2 separate regions of the Homo sapiens genome follow, and region 2 is linked to region 1. Evidence: chromatin contacts called from ENCODE Hi-C data. All regions are on one chromosome and are shown on one strand. Each heading gives the region's core, a stretch centred on a gene start or an enhancer-like site at or near the end of the contact. The rest is flanking DNA. Distances are from core to core; before and after follow the strand shown.

The links. Hi-C counts contacts between places; a loop is a spot of excess contacts on that map. Pooled maps may share reads with other maps.
Region 2: a pooled map shows a loop between it and region 1 (6-fold over the local background). The contact joins the promoter of ELOVL4 here to the enhancer-like site in region 1. A Hi-C loop is called at or near these places in 10 of 50 pooled maps.

The regions. Positions count from the first base shown.
Region 1 is chr6:80,161,584-80,166,040 of GRCh38, forward strand. The region is part of intron 3 of BCKDHB (branched chain keto acid dehydrogenase E1 subunit beta); the gene reads left to right. Among named protein-coding and RNA genes, the nearest start is that of BCKDHB, 57 kb to the left of the region's middle. Within about 2 kb of position 2,473, at least 6 of the 41 ENCODE cell types and tissues checked have a DNase peak (open chromatin) inside an H3K27ac peak, as active enhancers do.
Region 2 is chr6:79,945,741-79,950,197 of GRCh38, forward strand. It overlaps ELOVL4 (ELOVL fatty acid elongase 4), which reads right to left and starts at 1,813. Exons shown (of 6, transcript NM_022726.4): 1 at 1,440-1,813. The coding sequence starts at 1,539. It overlaps LOC124901350, which reads right to left and starts at 3,893. Exons shown (of 2, transcript XM_047419628.1): 1 at 3,828-3,893; 2 at 1,647-2,271. The coding sequence starts at 2,075. The coding sequence ends at 1,647. LOC124901351 (a long non-coding RNA gene) reads left to right here and starts at 2,065. Exons shown (of 3, transcript XR_007059656.1): 1 at 2,065-2,187. RefSeq lists a silencer at 1,873-1,922.

The DNA of each region.
Region 1 (4,457 bases), core at 1,223-3,722:
ACCTCAGGCTGATCCTCTTTGTTCCCAGCCTGGCTCACTGTCACTCTCTCCAGCATTCCTGTCAGTGTCCACATGGATGGTCTTTTCAATATTCTGGCTTCTCAGCTTCTTATCCTTTTCTTCTCTGGTGATCTTATCCTCCATCCTACATCAGCTTTTCATTCTTACAGCCATACTCTTGTCATTAGCAATAACAGTGGTCTCTGCATAATCTCAGTTTGAAGCATCCTCAACTCTGATTAGCATTTTGAATCTCACTGTAGCTCACTGCTTCTAGTACCTCCATTCCAACAATCTTTTGACCTTATTGATTCTTAAAAGCCACGGATTTTACCACCTTGTTGCTGTCTTTCATTTCCCTGATTACCTTTCTTTCTTTTACATCCAGTTTAAATTTCATGTCAATATTTGCTTGGCAAAATCTAATTCTAGTTAAATCCATCTCTCTGTGTAAATCCTGAGCTGAATGTCACTGGAGCAAAACATGCCATGATGCAACTGGTCTTTAAGTTCAAGGCTGGGAAGTTCCGGGGCACTCATGTTGCCTGCCATCATGCTGCATGTTCCGGGTCCATTCGGTCTTCCATTCTCCCAGATGACTATTTCATACTTTTTTCCCCCTCCTCAAAACAGCTTCTCCCATCCTTATTGTTAGGTAATAATTTAGTTTTGCATTTTACTGAAAGGATAGATGCCACTAATAAGAACTTGGATAAGCTCTTATCACTGCATATATCCATGTACCACCATCAATGCCCATATGCCTTCTTTCCTCCTGCACTCTGAAAGAATGTAAGGGTTCCTATCAACCCCTCCACAGTAGATCCCTTCTTCTCTTGTCACCTTTTCAAAGACACGGTTCCAGTTATTATTCCTTCTCTCCATTTTATTAATTTTCTCAAAATAATCAGTGTTCTCTTCTCTACTGATCATTCCCATCAGCCTGCAAATATGCTGTTATTTTTTCCATCTTAAAAACCTGTCTTGCTGGGTGCAGTGGCTCACGCCTGTAATCCCAGCACTTTGGGAGGCTGGGGCGGGTGGATCACCTGAGGTCAGGAGTTTGAGACAAGCCTGGCCAACATGGTGAAACCCCATCTCTACGAAAAATACAAAAATTAGCTGGGCGTGGTCGTGGGCGCCTGTAATCCCAGCTACTCGGGAGGCTGAGGAAGGAGAATCACTTGAACCCAGGAGGTAGAGGTTGCAGTGAGTGGAGATTGTGCCACTGCATTCCAGCCGGGTGACAGAGCGAGACTACATCTCAAAACAAAAAAACCCAAAACTCTCTTGACCCCATATTCCCCTCTAGTGACTGCTCCCTTTCTCTTCTCTTCTCTCTCTCTCTTTTTTTTTTAAGACAGAATTTCACTCTGTTGCCCAGGGTGGAGTGCAGTGGTGCCATCTCAGCTCACTGCAGCCTTGACCTCCTGGGTTCAAATGATCCTCCCACCTTAGCCTCCTGAGTAGCTGGGACTACAGGCACGTGCCACCACACCCGGCTAATGTTTTTATTGTATTTTTTGTAGAGATGGGGTTTTGCTGTAGGGTCTTGAACTCCTGGGCTCAAGTGATTCTCCGAAAGTGGTGGGATTACAGGTGTGAGCCATAGCGCCTGGCTTCTTCTCTCTTTTATAGCACCGTTTCTCCATATAATTGTCACTACTCATTGTCTTCAATTTCTCTGCTTCTATTCTCTATTCTCACTTGAAGTCACTGCAATTAAGCTTTTTTTTTTTTTTTCTCTTCTCTCCTACTTTGCAGAAACGGTCATGTTAAGGTCACCAATGATAAAATCCTCAGTCCTCATCTCACTTTTTAATAGCAGTATAGACACAAGTTAATCACTCTTTTCTTGGAAACACTTCCTTTTGGGACAACACATTCTCCTCCTGGTTTTCCTCCAAACTCTGGCTTGTTTTCCTTCTCAACTTGGCTGATTTATGTCTCACCTGCTTGTCTTGTTAACATTGGAGTATCCAGGCTACAATCTTAGATCTCTTCTTTTCTCTCTATTTAAATTTACTAGGTAATCTTATCCCATCCCTTGTTATTAAATGCTGTCTTTATGCTGAAGACTTCCAACTTATATCCAACAGTCTAATTGATAGCTCTACCTGAATATCTGAGGGCATCTCAAAGTAAACATCTCCAAACCTGAGCTGCTGATCTCTCACCCAACATGCTTCTTCACAGTTTTCCCTTTCTCAGTTACTGGGAACTCTGTCCTTCAGGTTACCCAGGCCAAAAGACTTTGAATCATCCTTAGTATTGCTGTGACTCATACTGCACATCCATTTCATCAGCAAATCCTTTTAGCTCTATCTTTAGAGTATATCCAGAGTCTCACACCATTTCTCCACCTTCTCTGCTATTATGCATTGTTATCTCTTACTGGGATTATTGCAGTAGCAGATAATCAATCTTGCTGTGTCCACCCTTGCTATTGACAGGCTATTCACCAAATACGAGTCAGAAGGATCCTGTTGAAATGCAGCTCAGAGAATGGCATGACCGTACTCAAGAACTTCCTGTTTTTCTCACTCACCTGCTCTCTGACTCGCTCTCACAGTAAAAGAGGGTTTACAATGTCCTCCAGGGCCCTGCTTGATCATCTACCCATTCCATCCTGTAACTCCTTGACTTTATCTCCTACTACTCTTTCTTTTACTCTAGACCAGGCAATCTGGACTCCTTGCCCTTCCTCTGATATATTAAACATTTTCTTACCCCATGGTTTTTGTACTTGATGGTCGCTCTGCCCAGAATATTTATTCTCTCAGATATATGCATGGTACACATCCTCATTTATTTAAACCCTTTGCTTAACTGTCACCTCTCAGTGGGGTCTTCCCAATGTCCTTAAAAATCATAGTAGTTTCCCTCCCTCCATCACCTACTCCCCTGGTTCATCATCTAACAAACTAAATATTTCCTTCATTTATTTTGTTTTTATTGCATTTCTTGTGACTAGAATGTAAACATTCATGAGGAATGTTTTCGTTTTGTTTGCTGCTGTTAGGAAAGTGTCTGTATAATATTAAGTAGTTTAAAAACATTTGTTGAATAAATGTATGAATTATTATAGTCTTTTCAGTGTTATAATTTTTCTATTACACATAAGAAATGGAGCCTTAGAGTGTTTAGTAATCCGTGGAGGTAACACTTAAACCCAGGTCTTTCTTGGCTCATAGTGCAGTCACTCATGTATTTTTTCATCTATCAGGACACTTACAGGGTACTACAGGAACTTTACATTGGATGAATTGCATTATAAGATAGAGGAAGTCATCAATATTGTGTGTCTTATTTGTGCTCTTCTCCTCAATCAGTATCTGGGAGAAAATAGAAACCGATTTTTAACAGTTCATGTTGAAGCACTTTTTGCTACATCATAGAAACTTGTCAGAGAGACTTGTTAAACTATTTCCTCAAATCAAACATGTTTTGGGGTAAGAGAGTTCTGAGAAACTCACTTTTTTCTGCTTTCTATTGGCAACAAGGCTATATTTCTTACCGAGATGAAAAATATCTAAATCCCATGAACTAGCAAGGAATCAATAAGAATGCTGCTAGTTTGGTTAAGGTGGTTCAGGTATTCCAGGGCTGTGAATTCCATGGGAGACAGCTGGAATTTACGTTCATTTTCTACCACTGAGTTTTTGGTTCACTGGAATCATAGATTTTCAAAGATTATCAAGCTACTCACAGTCAAATAGGGAATTGATGAGGAATAGAGGTCACAATTTCAGAAGATAGTCACAGATCATGATGAGTATGAATCATGCTTTCAGTTTTTGCAGCTGCTTATAGCCTGGCAAACTACAGGATGTGTCTGGTCGGCATTTCCCAACACCTGCCCCATGTTTCGTTCATATTCAAAGGAAATGATTAAGCTAAAAGTGAATTCTATATATGAAAAAGAACTGGTATCCTTGGATTATGGAAGTGAAATATGAATACCAGGTTTCTCCCAAAACATTTGGTTACATGGCCAGACTGTGGCTATTGTCTTTGTCCACCCAGAATCCTGAAATTATAATTTCTAATGAAATTCTGGCATGAGCTGAGAGGTGGTGAAACGTCAAGTGAGAATTGAATTATACGCTAATAAAATTGTACCTAGTGGTTCGAATGGATCGTCTAAAGGGTTTATCAAACTTCTCTAATTTGAAGGGTCTCAAACTCCAAAATCTGCCTCCTTGTTGGTGGGCACAGCTCTTTTAACTGGGAGAGATTATTTGCTGCTGGGCTTTTGGAGTGTCCTGTGGGCACAAGTGTTGGCAAGGATTTGATCAGTTTTTGCACAGATTTTGGGGCTCCTCCATGCTGTGCCCTTCTTTTAGGGATTTAGTCTCTCAATTTTCAACCACTGGTAGCCACAGACTATTTTCTGACACCTCAGATCAACCAGACTGAGTCTATTTGTTTGAATTTTAGCTGTCCTGACTCATAGA
Region 2 (4,457 bases), core at 563-3,062, 220 kb before region 1:
CATCTTTCCCAGTTTTTGCAGGTACAGTGTAACATCAGTGTAATAGCGCATAGAAACAAAAAAAAAAACTGAAGAAACACTCCATTGAAAACTGCCTTTTAACCATTTTCAGCTGTAATGGCTTATTAAATAGCTTATTTCCCAGTGTCAAAGTTGAGATCTTCTGAAAAAGAACATACTTTTCTAAAGAAGTGAATGCAGTATTAATGCCAAATAATCATTTTGTCTCTCACAAAAATAATTCCAGCATACGTTTTTCCCAAAACATAAGCCCTATGTATCGGACTACATTCATGCTGTAACCACTGTCTAATTTCCTCTAACAACAATGAACACAAAAACTACAGGAGTACATTTTCATTTCGAAGTAGGGAAGGCAGAGTCATAAGATGGAACGTTAATATCCTTCACTGATAGGATGCAGTGTGATACTGCAAAAGGACCAGAAAAATTGACCTCGTAAAATCATTTCTGAAATCCTTTAAACCTTATTTTAGATTTCAAAGACTTTTAAATGCTTTAAAATCAAAAGCAGCGAAGCAAATGAAGAAATAAACAGTACAATGTAAAAATATAATATCACAGTTGGACGCTAGGAAAGCTGCATAAATCAAACAATTGACAGCCCTGCCAAATTAACTGCAACAGCTAAAGAAAAGTTTGCTGATTTAAGAACTGTATATATGTAGGCATCTGGGACAACCTCTAGGTGTTGCTGTAGAGACCCCCTTCCTAAAGACTGATTTCTTCCCCGGTGTTTTGGCCTCCCCCTCCCCCTGACTGCACTGCAGTGCGCAAAGCCATTATAGACAATCACTTCAAACATATTTGCTGTTGAAAATGCCTCGGAAACTAACATTCTTCAAGGTTCAAGGAGCCAAACAATATTATTTTACTTTTCAGTCCGAATTATACTATAGATGAAGGAGCTAGATAGAAGAAAAGATTAGCAGGGTTCTGTCAAAGCGACCAGGAGGCTGAAGAAACCTCCTGTACCTTCAGCTGCCCCTGAAGCCCTCCTTCCTCCCCAGCCCGCTCTCCATACAAAATAGGACTAAATGTTAAAAGGAATCCTGTGCACGGGGAAGAGGGAGGCGAGCTCGGGAGATGTGGGAGCACAGGGTGGGGCGGCTCCTGCGAGGAGCTCCTGGCTGCACAGGCTCCATCTGATATGTCAGCTCCCGCATCCGAGAGCTGATGAGAGATGGAGGGAGCTCAGAAGAAAACCCTGCGAGTGTCGGGGGAGGGGAGGCCTTAACATTCGGATCAGATTAACCAGTGCTCAACCGCAGTGCCCGCGCCGGCCCCTCCGCTGATCCGCAGCATCCGAAAGCCGCAGGGCGCGGGGGCCTGTGGGGCCGGGCCCGGGAGCTGCGAGACCAGGGGCCGGTGACCCCCCGCGGGGGACCGAGCGAGGATGGGGAAGTCAGCGGCTTTACCTGCGATGGACCAGGTCCAGCGGTAGAACTCTACCGTGTCGTTGAGTGCCGTGGACACTACGTTTAGGACACTACCCGGCTCCGAGTCCAGGAGCCCCATCGCGGCGATGAGCGGGCGCTGGCGGCAGGAGAAAGCGGAGACCCAGAGAGAGGGCTGACCCCGGAGGCGGTGGCGGCCGACGGGGCGAGCGGCGGCCGGGAACCCCTCTAACGGCGGCGGCCCGGCTGCGTCTTCTCCTGCTCCTCAAGGCGCCGCGGCGGCGGGGATGCGGCAGAAGGCAGGGCCAAGCGGAAGGCGTCGTCAAGGTTCCCGGGAGAAAGACGAGGAGGTGGAGGAGGCCCAGCCGCCAGCACAGTGCGCTGCACCAGTCTGCAGCCTCGCGCAGCCGCCCCTCCAATCTCCTCAGCCGGCGTCACGTGGCCGCGCGCGGGGGCGGGGGGCCGGCCGCCCCTCCTCCCTCCCTCCCTCCCTAGTATTGGGACTCGCTGGCGTAGGGATGCTGCGCTCAAGGGTGCGACGCCAACTGGGCTCGCGCAGGCGCGCGCCGTCGAGCGGGAGCGGGACACCTGGGCTCCTCCTTGGCCCCTCCCCGCACAAGTCGCCTCATTAGCCTTCCCCGCCCCTGTCCCGGGCATCGGCCCCTGCGGAGGAGTTCACCGCCTCCCCACGGGTGATTTCTTATCCGCCCCGGATACGTCCTGGGAAACAGGACACGGGAAGAATGGGTGTTCTGTGGGCAAAGATGAGGTAGGCGTGGTGCTTTGGTCCTTACCTGACACTCACCTCGATTTCACTTGTGTTCCTGTTTCTTTGACCTCCACCAGCACATGCCTGTCACCATGACAAGAGAAGTGCATGTGTTATGCCTCTGAAGAAGTGAAGGGTATTTGTCTTCCATGCTTCAGCGATGGAGAATAGACTTTGGGGTCGACCCATGAACAAATCAACATATAATTGCATGAATGCTTGCATGTGTTTTGTAGACTCTTTTACTATACATGGAATGAACAAAGCAATATAATTGTGCTAAATTAGGCCATTAGTAGTTCAGAGAAGAGGGAGAACCGAGAGGGGCTTACAGGTGAAGTCCGCTTGAACCTGAAGAAGTTGAGGTGAATCTGAAAAAGATAATCGCTCAAGAGGCAAAGGGCAATTTAGTGTAGAGAGGAAAACAAAGTAATTGTGGCTATTTTGAAAAATTGTTTAGATAAGGTATAGGAGAGCCTACCCTTGAAAAGTAAAAAAAATACAGTACTTGGAATTCATAATTTGATGGTTTCTCACATAAAACAAGATTTTTGAGAATAGTCCTTTCATCTACTTGTTTTTTAAATGTGTCACCTACTTGTTTAACCTTTTCTCCACTTGCTCATTTTGGATGCTACATTTTAAAGACCAGTGAGTCAAGTGTCTTATTGTTCCTGCCCTTTCACACTGTTAATGTGAATACTATCTTTTATCATACTGAAATGATCTATTTCCCAATTGACCTGGTTATATATTGTCTATATTTTATATTGGAAGCATCCTAGATGGTAAGAATTATTTTTGGTTGCTTGATGAGTACCTAACCCAGTGCTATAAACAGTAATTAATAAATATTTATGATGACAAAAATATAACATGTCTTTCAGAGAATAATAAGGATTATTGTGAGTGGCAGGAACTTTATTGCCGAACTAAAGCAAACACAGACTTCTTTAAATGCCCTATTCTTGAAATTAACCAAATAAAATGTTAATTTATTAATTTGTCAAATATATTTGCAAATCTAAAGTTTTCTGGATTGGAATGACAATTTCTCAAGTCTCAATCCTAAATTATGTGTAACAGATTCTAGTAGCTATATAAAAAAAAGAAATCCAGTCAAGTCTCTTCATTTAGGGAGTGGATAAATACCCATTCATTTACAGTGATGATCTAACAAAGTTCGGATTAGTTCGAGCTTCACCTAAAAATTTGATTACTATTTCTATATTGTGGAATCCTGGAGTTTTTAGGGAGAACAGATCTCTACCCATACTTCCATTCACACACGCAAAACTGCAGCATAATACTTAATACAAGGAGAAATTGTTAAAACAGCTTCAGGTATTTCCCTGGTATTTCTTCTACCGTGGAGGTCAACTTAAGTCCCTATTCACTAGGGGGTGCCAGTCACGTATAAGAAAATCATAGATGAGATAACCTTCAGCTGGGAATGGCGGTCACACGGATATCACCGTGTCCACACTCCACCTGTAAGAGTAGAATGTTTATTTACATTTATAAGCTGTCTAAACATATACCAAGAACCAGAACATAAAACTTACCCAATCTGGAACCCTATTACCTGGCATGAATAAGTGGTTTGTAAATACCAGTGACTGCCCAGAACCAAAGCCTACCTTGTTTAGTTGTGCAAAGGGAGGGAAACCCGCATGTCTGCCACCTAGAATAACAGCCATCTAACCAAAATCTTGGTAGCATCATAACAGAGTAAAAGCAAATACAAGCAACAACAGCATCTGCAAACTTTGAGAACAGAGTTCTTTCATGTGGATCAAATGCAAATAGGATACAGTTACCTACAAAACCTAAAGGAGAGGACATTTTATCATAAATTTTTTTGTATAAAATAGCAATATTTTTTTCTTTTTAGAAACAGGGTCTCACTCTATCAGCTAGGCTGGATTGCAGTGGTGTAATCATAGGTTAGTGCAACATCGAATTCCTGGGCTCGAGCTATCCTCCTGCCTCATCCTCCTGCCTCAGCCTCCTAAATAGCTGATAGAGAAGGAGGACTGGCTGTGTTGCCCCGGCTGGTCTCAAATTCCTGCCTGCAAGCAATCCTCCTGCCTTGGCCTTCAAAACCACTGGGATTACAGGAGTGAGCCACCACACCCAGTACAAAATATTTTTAAATGTCCTACAGTCCATACAAGGTTAGCAACATAAATCAAGCTATCCATCTTTTTTTTCCTAGTCCACCTTTCCATGTTGGTAATATTGTCAGCAACCTCTGCTTTCAAAGAAAA